3 separate regions of the Homo sapiens genome follow, and all the other regions are linked to region 2. Evidence: read pairs that join two places in POLR2A ChIA-PET (ENCODE). Cell type or tissue: HepG2. All regions are shown on one strand.

What was found. ChIA-PET counts read pairs that join two places held together with the same protein. Peaks named below come from ENCODE experiments on the same cell type or tissue, not always from the same donor. Only the 100,000 strongest peaks of a DNase experiment are listed, where the experiment ranks them.
Region 1: POLR2A ChIA-PET joins it to region 2 with 21 read pairs; 4 of 35 experiments call an interaction of 5 or more read pairs at or near these places.
Region 3: POLR2A ChIA-PET joins it to region 2 with 16 read pairs; 4 of 35 experiments call an interaction of 5 or more read pairs at or near these places.

The regions. Positions count from the first base shown.
Region 1 is chr2:3,517,726-3,520,225 of GRCh38, reverse strand. ADI1 (acireductone dioxygenase 1) reads left to right here and starts at 695. Exons shown (of 4, transcript NM_018269.4): 1 at 695-858. The coding sequence starts at 739. It overlaps LOC124907725 (a long non-coding RNA gene), which reads right to left and starts at 680. Exons shown (of 2, transcript XR_007086195.1): 1 at 270-680. RefSeq lists enhancers at 1-507, 508-1,029 and silencers at 449-578, 649-968, 1,049-1,108, 1,589-1,788. In HepG2, no CTCF peak of the experiment used is centred here; DNase peaks (open chromatin) are centred at 655, 1,225 and 1,745; H3K4me3 peaks cover 2,235 bases.
Region 2 is chr2:3,464,593-3,467,092 of GRCh38, reverse strand. It overlaps TRAPPC12 (trafficking protein particle complex subunit 12), which reads right to left. Exons shown (of 12, transcript NM_016030.6): 9 at 1,398-1,496. Among named protein-coding and RNA genes, the nearest start is that of TRAPPC12-AS1, 17 kb to the left of the region's middle. In HepG2, no CTCF peak of the experiment used is centred here; a DNase peak (open chromatin) is centred at 1,032.
Region 3 is chr2:3,535,078-3,537,577 of GRCh38, reverse strand. It overlaps a transcript of RNASEH1 not described here. Among named protein-coding and RNA genes, the nearest start is that of ADI1, 17 kb to the right of the region's middle. RefSeq lists enhancers at 1,285-1,579, 487-1,686. In HepG2, CTCF peaks have their summits at 678, 1,496 (motif pointing left) and 1,901; DNase peaks (open chromatin) are centred at 687 and 1,267; H3K4me3 peaks cover 1,674 bases.

The DNA of each region.
Region 1 (2,500 bases), 53 kb before region 2:
GCTGAGATAATCTGATCTTTTTCAACTCGTTGGTTTGAAAAGACATCTAGGATGGTCAAGCGGCTGGACTTTATTAGCTACATTGAAAAATTCAGAATGGGATAGGGGAAGCTTGTTTTTATTCTAAGACTAGCACATTACAGTGTATGGGGAAGGGAGAAACGATGAAAAGAGGAAACAAGAGGAAGTTTAAAAAGTACAGGGTAGCACTGCAGAATGCCGACACTGCAAAAGTCTGGCGAGCGGGGAGGTGGAGGACAATGTCTCACCTGGGATCCGAGCTGTGAAGTCTCAACTGTGCCCATATGGACTGCATGAGCTTAACAAAATCCTTATTCTTTTTTTTTTTTTTTTGCATTTGCTTTCCATACTCTAAACACGTTTAACGTCGTTTGCCTCACAAGATTGCTCTGAAGGTGCAGGGAGACCGCGGCAGCACACACAAGGCACGTGCGATGCCTACGGTGAGCTTCACCTGCCCGGCGCGTCTGGCGAACGGCTGGCCCCGGGCCGCGGGCCTCAGGCAGGTCCGAGGGTGCCCAGGACAGGGTCGGGGCTTGAATGCCTTTGCTTCCGAAAACAGCGGAGCCGTGGGGCCTCCCCCGCGCCGGCCCTGCCTCCAACCAGCCGCCCAATCCCGGCTCCCATGCGCGTCCACGCCTCCCTATAAGATAAAGCGCGGCCGACGGGCTCCGAGCGCGGCCCCTGGGTTCGAACACGGCACCCGCACTGCGCGTCATGGTGCAGGCCTGGTATATGGACGACGCCCCGGGCGACCCGCGGCAACCCCACCGCCCCGACCCCGGCCGCCCAGTGGGCCTGGAGCAGCTGCGGCGGCTCGGGGTGCTCTACTGGAAGGTACGCGAGCCCAAGCCTCGCAGAGCGTGCGGGCGACGCCGACCCCCAAACGCCGCGCACAGCCCAGCCTCCTCCAGGTGCCGGGCAGCGGCCTGGGAGCCGCGGCATGCTGCGCATGCTCAGCAGCGGGATTTGGGGGTTCGTGGCGGCTCCCGGTGCCTGGGGTGGGCTGCGCATGCTCAGCAGTGGGGCTGGGTGGTCAGGGCCTCCTGCGCGGCGCCTGGGTGTGCTGCGCATGCTCAGCAGCGGCGTTGAGGGGTCGGCGGTCAGCCCCCAGCGCCTGTGGTGTGCTGCGCATGCTCAGCAGCGAAGTTTACGGGGTTGGCGGTCGGCTTCCGGCGCCTGGGGTGGGCTGCGCATGCTCAGCAGCGGGGCTGGTGGGGGTCGGCGGTCCGTTTCTGTTGCCTGGGGTGTGCTGCGCATGCTCAGCAGCAGAGTTGGCGAGTCAGGGGCCTCGCAGCCGGGACTCGCTGCGCACGCGCAGCTCCGGGATTGGCAGCGACCTGAAGGGTCGGCCGGCAGGGCTGCAAGATTCGCCGGAGGCGGGCTGCGAGTTCGTGGGCTCGTTGGGCTTGTCCGACGCCCTGCCTGCCTGGCTAACCTCGGTCAAAGGCCCAGGGGTTTCTTCTATCGGAGGAAGGGGGACTCCGCTTGAAAGTGTCCTGGGGGAGGGACCGGGCGCCAGCAGATCGAGGCGGGGTCCTGCCGCGGTCTGTCGGGGATCCCCGGGGGGTAGCGCTCGGTGGTGGGGTGGGGGCGTCTCCAGTGGGCGGTGGAGCTGGCTTGGGTCCCGGCTGGGCCCGGTGTCAGCCCTGCCTCTGTAACGCTAGCTTTGCAAGGCGGGGCTAGGCTTTGCACCGGTGTCCCGTTGCTTGCACAGCACCAGTCCAGATCCGCTCACCTTGTTTATTTGCAAATGGTTTTGCAGTAACAAAGGTTTACTGCAAAAGAGAGGGCCAGGGTAGGCCTCAGGGATAGGCTGAGGGGTGACTGGATCTAATCTTCATTCATGTGATTTAAATGAAATACACAGGGTTACCTGGACACCACACTTTTTCCCTTGGGAAAGGATTATAGAATATTCCAGCATAATCTATTTGGATATCATCTTGTTCTATCCTAAATAACAGAAGAGGGAAGTGACAATTGGCATACCAGTGCGAAACAGGGCATGCATGTTAATGTTTACATAGTATTTGTCTTTTCCTAGGATAAGGTTTAACACTTACCTTGCTGGAGGGTACTTCTTCAAAGCAATCAAGTGGTTTATAGTTTTCCATTAATGAGAGGAGAATAAATTTTGACTTATTATGTTTATCCACAATCCAAACAACCAGAGGGTTCAAATTAATACACTTGGGGAGTTTCATTGTGCATTTGACGGTTTTAAGAACAAGAACAAGAGTGAGATTACAGGTCAGCTTCTTAATGTATTCAAAGAATAAAATAAGATTTATTTTAATAGACATCTTTTAGATTATTACATGGGCTCAAACATAGTTTTTCCTACCGTCTAGTTCTGCTCTGAGTCAGGGCTATCAAAATTAAATCATGTTTACTCTGTGGTTTTAATGTCCTGTGTGTTTTTATATTCTTCCTTTCTTTTTTTTTTTTGCTCTTTTTGCCCAGGCTGGAGTGCAGT
Region 2 (2,500 bases):
CCTCGCTGTGGTCAAGCCAGTGGCTCCCCCTGGAAGGAGAAGCACTTCCAGACGCAAAAGCAATTCAGCATCTACTTCTCAAATTGTGCAAAATATGACTCTGAAATAAAATTTCCGAGATTGTCTCCAGGGTAGTGAGGAATCTGAGCAGGCCCAGCGTACTATTTTACTATGATAACCAGGGGATAATGTTACACATGAGGCAGCCTGGAGATCCTGGCCACACAGAGCTTTCTCACACAGGTAACGAGGGTTGCTGCAAGCATCCCAGTGCAGGCAGGAGCCGATGCCCATGGTGGCAGCTCACGCGTCACGCATCTGTGCCTGCCTGGGGTTATTCAGTGACAGTCATCTGCTGTGCCCCACCACAGGGGCCCATGGACAGGGCTGTCCTCCAACACTATCTGGTGTCCCATGTGGACTTCCACAAGCAGGCGGCGTGCAGGAGATGGTGTGTGCACGTGTGCCTACGTGTGTCAGTGCATGTGTGAGCAACTGTGTGGAGGGGGAGAGGACCAGCTGTTAGCTGAGAGTGCAGGCCCTGAGTTCACAGAGGCCCTGTTCAAATTCTAGCTTCCCCATTATCTATGTGGCCTCCTGTAGCTGGATATCACTTAACCAGGAGACCTCAGTTTGCTGATCTGTAAAACAAGCCAGTCACACCGTGAGGTGAAATGCTCAGCGCAGGGCCTGGCTCACCGTGAGTGGGTGCCTGTGGAAGGTCTGTGCTGCTTCTCCCCGCTCAGCCATCCCTTGCTCGTGCCTCCTTTCCCTGGCCCAGGTTTGGGACGTGACCTAAGACTGAGGGTGAGAGGGGCAGAAGCTGCCCTGTGCTCCGCCTGCAAGGGTGGGATTGACAGGGATGTGGGCGGGACTCATCACTCCCTGTGACCTCCCTGTCACCAAATATTCCAGGAAAATGCATTCCAGCTTCAAGGACATTCTTAGCAAAGGGGGTCCTGCCGAGCTTTGTGCATTACTGAGACCACTGTTCAGTCTGGACTTTGTCTGTCCAGCAAACATGATTCAAGGGTTATTTCAGGCAAAATATCAGCGAGTGACTATTACGGGATAAGCTGAACTGAGATTCCTCACGGTTTAGTCAGTGCTTTCGTAACTGCAGCAGGACAATGTCTAGAGTAACTCATTTCAGTGTGGCTGTGATGACACTTTCTGTGGGTTCACATTTAGCAACAGGCACAAAAGCCAGCAGGGCCTCCCACAGTCAAACCAGAACTCCTGGAAAGAACCCACCCTTTTCATGGTCACATACATTTGAATTGGAATATTTTCTGCAGTCTTTCTTATATTAAAATGATTAAAAGCAAACAGTCGCCCATCTGAGCAAAGAACTATCATAAGGCCTTTCTGGCTCATGTCTGACCGTGCACAGGTACCTGCAGGGAAATCCGGCCGATGCCGCTGAGCAGCTGGGGCTCTTGCTCTGGGTAATACTTGATAACCGAATGATACGCCTCCACGGCCAGCACATAATCCTGTGGGAAGAAAAACCCAACGTACTTTAGAGCTGAGAACAGCACTGTGGGTTTCACACGTGTAGAAGAGCACAAGTGTATACAGACGCGGTGTAGAGAGAGGACACGCTGACGCAGGAGCTGGCGGGGAAGCTGGAAACCAGCACGCGGTGCTCGGCTGCCAGGGGGCGGCTGCTCTCCCGACTGCAGTCGGGCCGGGATTCTGAGCTGTGCGCATCGCAACGGCGGGGTCCTGCCTGTCACCGGGGGCTGTCGCGGTTTAGTTGGGCCTGAGGGTCTGTTTCCTGCTTCCATCTTCTAAACAGCGATTCATATTTCACTTGGACTGCACCTAACTCTCTTTCCTGACAAAGTTATCATGTGAGTTGGCGAACGCTGTCTCATCTCCATCCTCCAAATACATAGGCCAAATTTTTAAAGTGTCTCTTAAACGTTTTCTATGCTAGAAATTAAGGTCAAACCTTTACATGTAAAGAAAAACCACAAAACAAGTTTGCTGAGGCTGAGTATGTGATGGAGGTCGGCCTTGCAGAGTGCGTGAATGTCGTGTGCTCCGTGCGGCACGCATGAGACCTTCCCGTTTTAGAGACAGCTACGGGGGAACATGTAGGAGCGCTGTGCCAGCTGCCGTGCTCAGGGCATCTGGTTTCTGCCAAAGGCCTTTGCTGGATTCCTCATCGCTCTGCCCTGCCTGTGGTGGTCTGGCCCGTGGCCCCTCCTCAAGGGCAAGGCCTGGCAGCACAGTCTCACTGTCCATCTGCCCACTCATGCCGGCCCATCACAGCCACTTGCTGGACGCTGAGCGGACCCAGTCACCCTTTCCAGGTGTGAGCAACGCGGTCTCCGTGCAGGAAGGTCTTGCCAAAGTCACGTGGGACACAGTGGTAGCTTGTCTCAAGTCCCCAGCAAACCCGGGCTCTCTCCAGGATGACAGTGATCGCCGCATTTATTGAGCGAGCTGTGTGCGGCAGGCCCTGCACTAAATGCTCCCCTGCATTCTCGCA
Region 3 (2,500 bases), 70 kb before region 2:
AGCTAATTTTTATTTTTGTTAGAGCTGGGGTCTCACTACGTTGTCCAGGCGGGTCTTCAACTTCTGGGCTCAAGCAATTCTCCAGCCTCGGCCTCCCAACACGCTGGGGTTAGAGCCATGAGCCACTGTGCCTAGCCTTTTTATATGTTACCTTGATCTTTGAATCATGTTGTAATACCTGTTAATAAATATTTGATAAAAAATATTCGAAAGGTCTGCCTTCAAAGAGGGCAGGTAAAGGGCATCGGTGCTGTGGGACTCTGACCAGCAGAAACCCCAGTGGCCAGGTGGACACATGCTTAGCTGAGGTGTTCAGATCCCACCCCAGTCTTTGCAGCTCCCATCTGCTCTGTGAAACTCTGTGACATGGCACAGTGTGTGTATCTGAGATTCGTATAATATGTAGTGTGCTCCTTTTAGGTAGACAACATGCTTTAACCTAACATTTTGAAACCCAGAAGAAAATTGATGGGGATCACATTTAGGAACTGAATGGATCCCCCAAAATTCATGTCAAACCCCTAATCCCTGGCGTGGCCATTTGGAGAGGGGCCTCTAAGGAGGTACTGGGGTTAAGGTTATAAGGGTGGGGAGGCCCTGACCCGATGGGATGGGTGTCCCTATAAGGAGAGACCCCAGAGTGCTCGTGCTCCCTCCTGCCTGCAGGGGCACTCTCCCGGGACAGACCACGCACCAGCCTCTGCGAGCCAGGAAGGAGCCTCTGCAGAAACGGAACCAGCGGGAACCTTGACCTGAGACTTGCAGCCTCCAGAACTGGGAGAAAATAGATTTCTGTTGTTTCAAGCCCCCGAGCCTGTGGTATTTTGTCCCAGCAGCCTGAGCAGGCTGAAATGGTAGGTTGGGATGCTTGGTAAAGAAAAAAAGGAAATTCTTGTTAAGGGTGTGAAGAGGCATTATTCAAGGGCCCACTCCAGTGAGGTTTTGCAGAAAAGGAGAGAGATGGGGCTCAAATCCGAGTACAGGGATGGGTGGGAGCTGACAGCCCCGGAGCAGGGGTGGGGCCTGTGGACAGAAATTCCTAAGTGGAAACGTCAGGAGTCAGGGTGGGTTTCCCCAAGCAGGCTCAGCAGGATTTGCTCAAACGGAGCCAGCCCAGGACAGAGCCCAAGGTCAGAGCCTGGTCCACGAGGGGACTCGGAGGGGTGGACTCAAGCTTGGTCCCAGAGGGGAGGGGACTCGGAGCGGTGGACGCAAGCTTGGTCCGGGAAGGTCTTTGTCAAGGCCCATTTGTTTTATTTTACAGGGAGGAAACTGCAGCCGAGTCAGCTCCTCTGACTCTAGGCCGACCGTTCTTCCCTGTATGACATGTGACTCACCAGATAAAGCCACACACGTCATTCTTTTAAAATTCTCTACTCTGTGAGTGCAATGAAATTAGTATTTTTCCACAAGTCCTTTCCTTTCTCTAATGTGTAAAGTAAGAGGCAGAGAGATCCTGCTCTAGTCTCTGGGCCCTCCCTCTGCTGGCAATGTTCTTTTTCTGTTTTAACCATCTGAGCAGCACACGACCGCCCTGTCTTGGGGCAGTGACGTGTCTGTGGTCAGTACAGGACCTGGTGCTGGCTCTCTCGTGGCCGGGACCGACAGTGCTCACGCCTGGACCCCGCTGTGTGTCCTACCCTGTTCAGTTTGCCAGCACAGGCTTTTGGTTCCATTTTCAACACATCTCTAGTCTGATCAGCCCTAACCTCCACTGCAGGCTGCGTCCTTCCCTGCCTGTACTAGTGCAGAGCTCCTGGTGGGTTCGCACCTTCTCCCCCAGCTCCTCCCTCTCCAGGTAGCAGCCAGGATGGCACTTTCAAACCATGTCAGATCACGTCGCTGCTGTGCTCAGGACCCTCCCGTGACTTCCTTGTCCCTCTCAGAATAAAATGCAAATTCCTCCCCCACACCCACAGGTGTCCCCCTGTCCCCACCCCACACCTCACCTGCACTTGCCAACTCCAGCCATGCGGCTCTTACTGCCGTTCCTCAATGTGCTGGGAACCTCCTGCCTCAGGGGCTTTGCTGTTCCACTGCCTGGGCTTTACTCAGATGGAACTTTCTTTGTAAAAAATTGATTTCTAAAATTATGGTAAAATATACATAACATAAAGTTAACATCTTAACCTTTTTTTTTTTTTTTTTTAGACAGGATAGTCTCACTCTGTCACGCAGGCTGGAGTGCAGTGGTGCAATCACAGCTCACTGCAGCCTCTGCCTCCTGGGTTCAAGTGATTCTCTTGCCTCAGCCTCCCAAGTAGCTGGGGACTAGAGGCACACACCACCACGCCTGGCTTTTTAATTTTTTTTTTTATTTTTAGTAGAGACAGGGTTTTGCCATGTTGGTCAGGCTGGTCTCGAACTCCTGATCTCAGGTGAACCGCCTGCCTCACCGTCCCCAAGTGCTGGGCTTACAGGTGTGAACCACTGCGGCCAGCCCATCTTAGCCGTTTTTAAGTGTGCAGTTCAGTGGCATTAGGTACACTCACACTGCTGT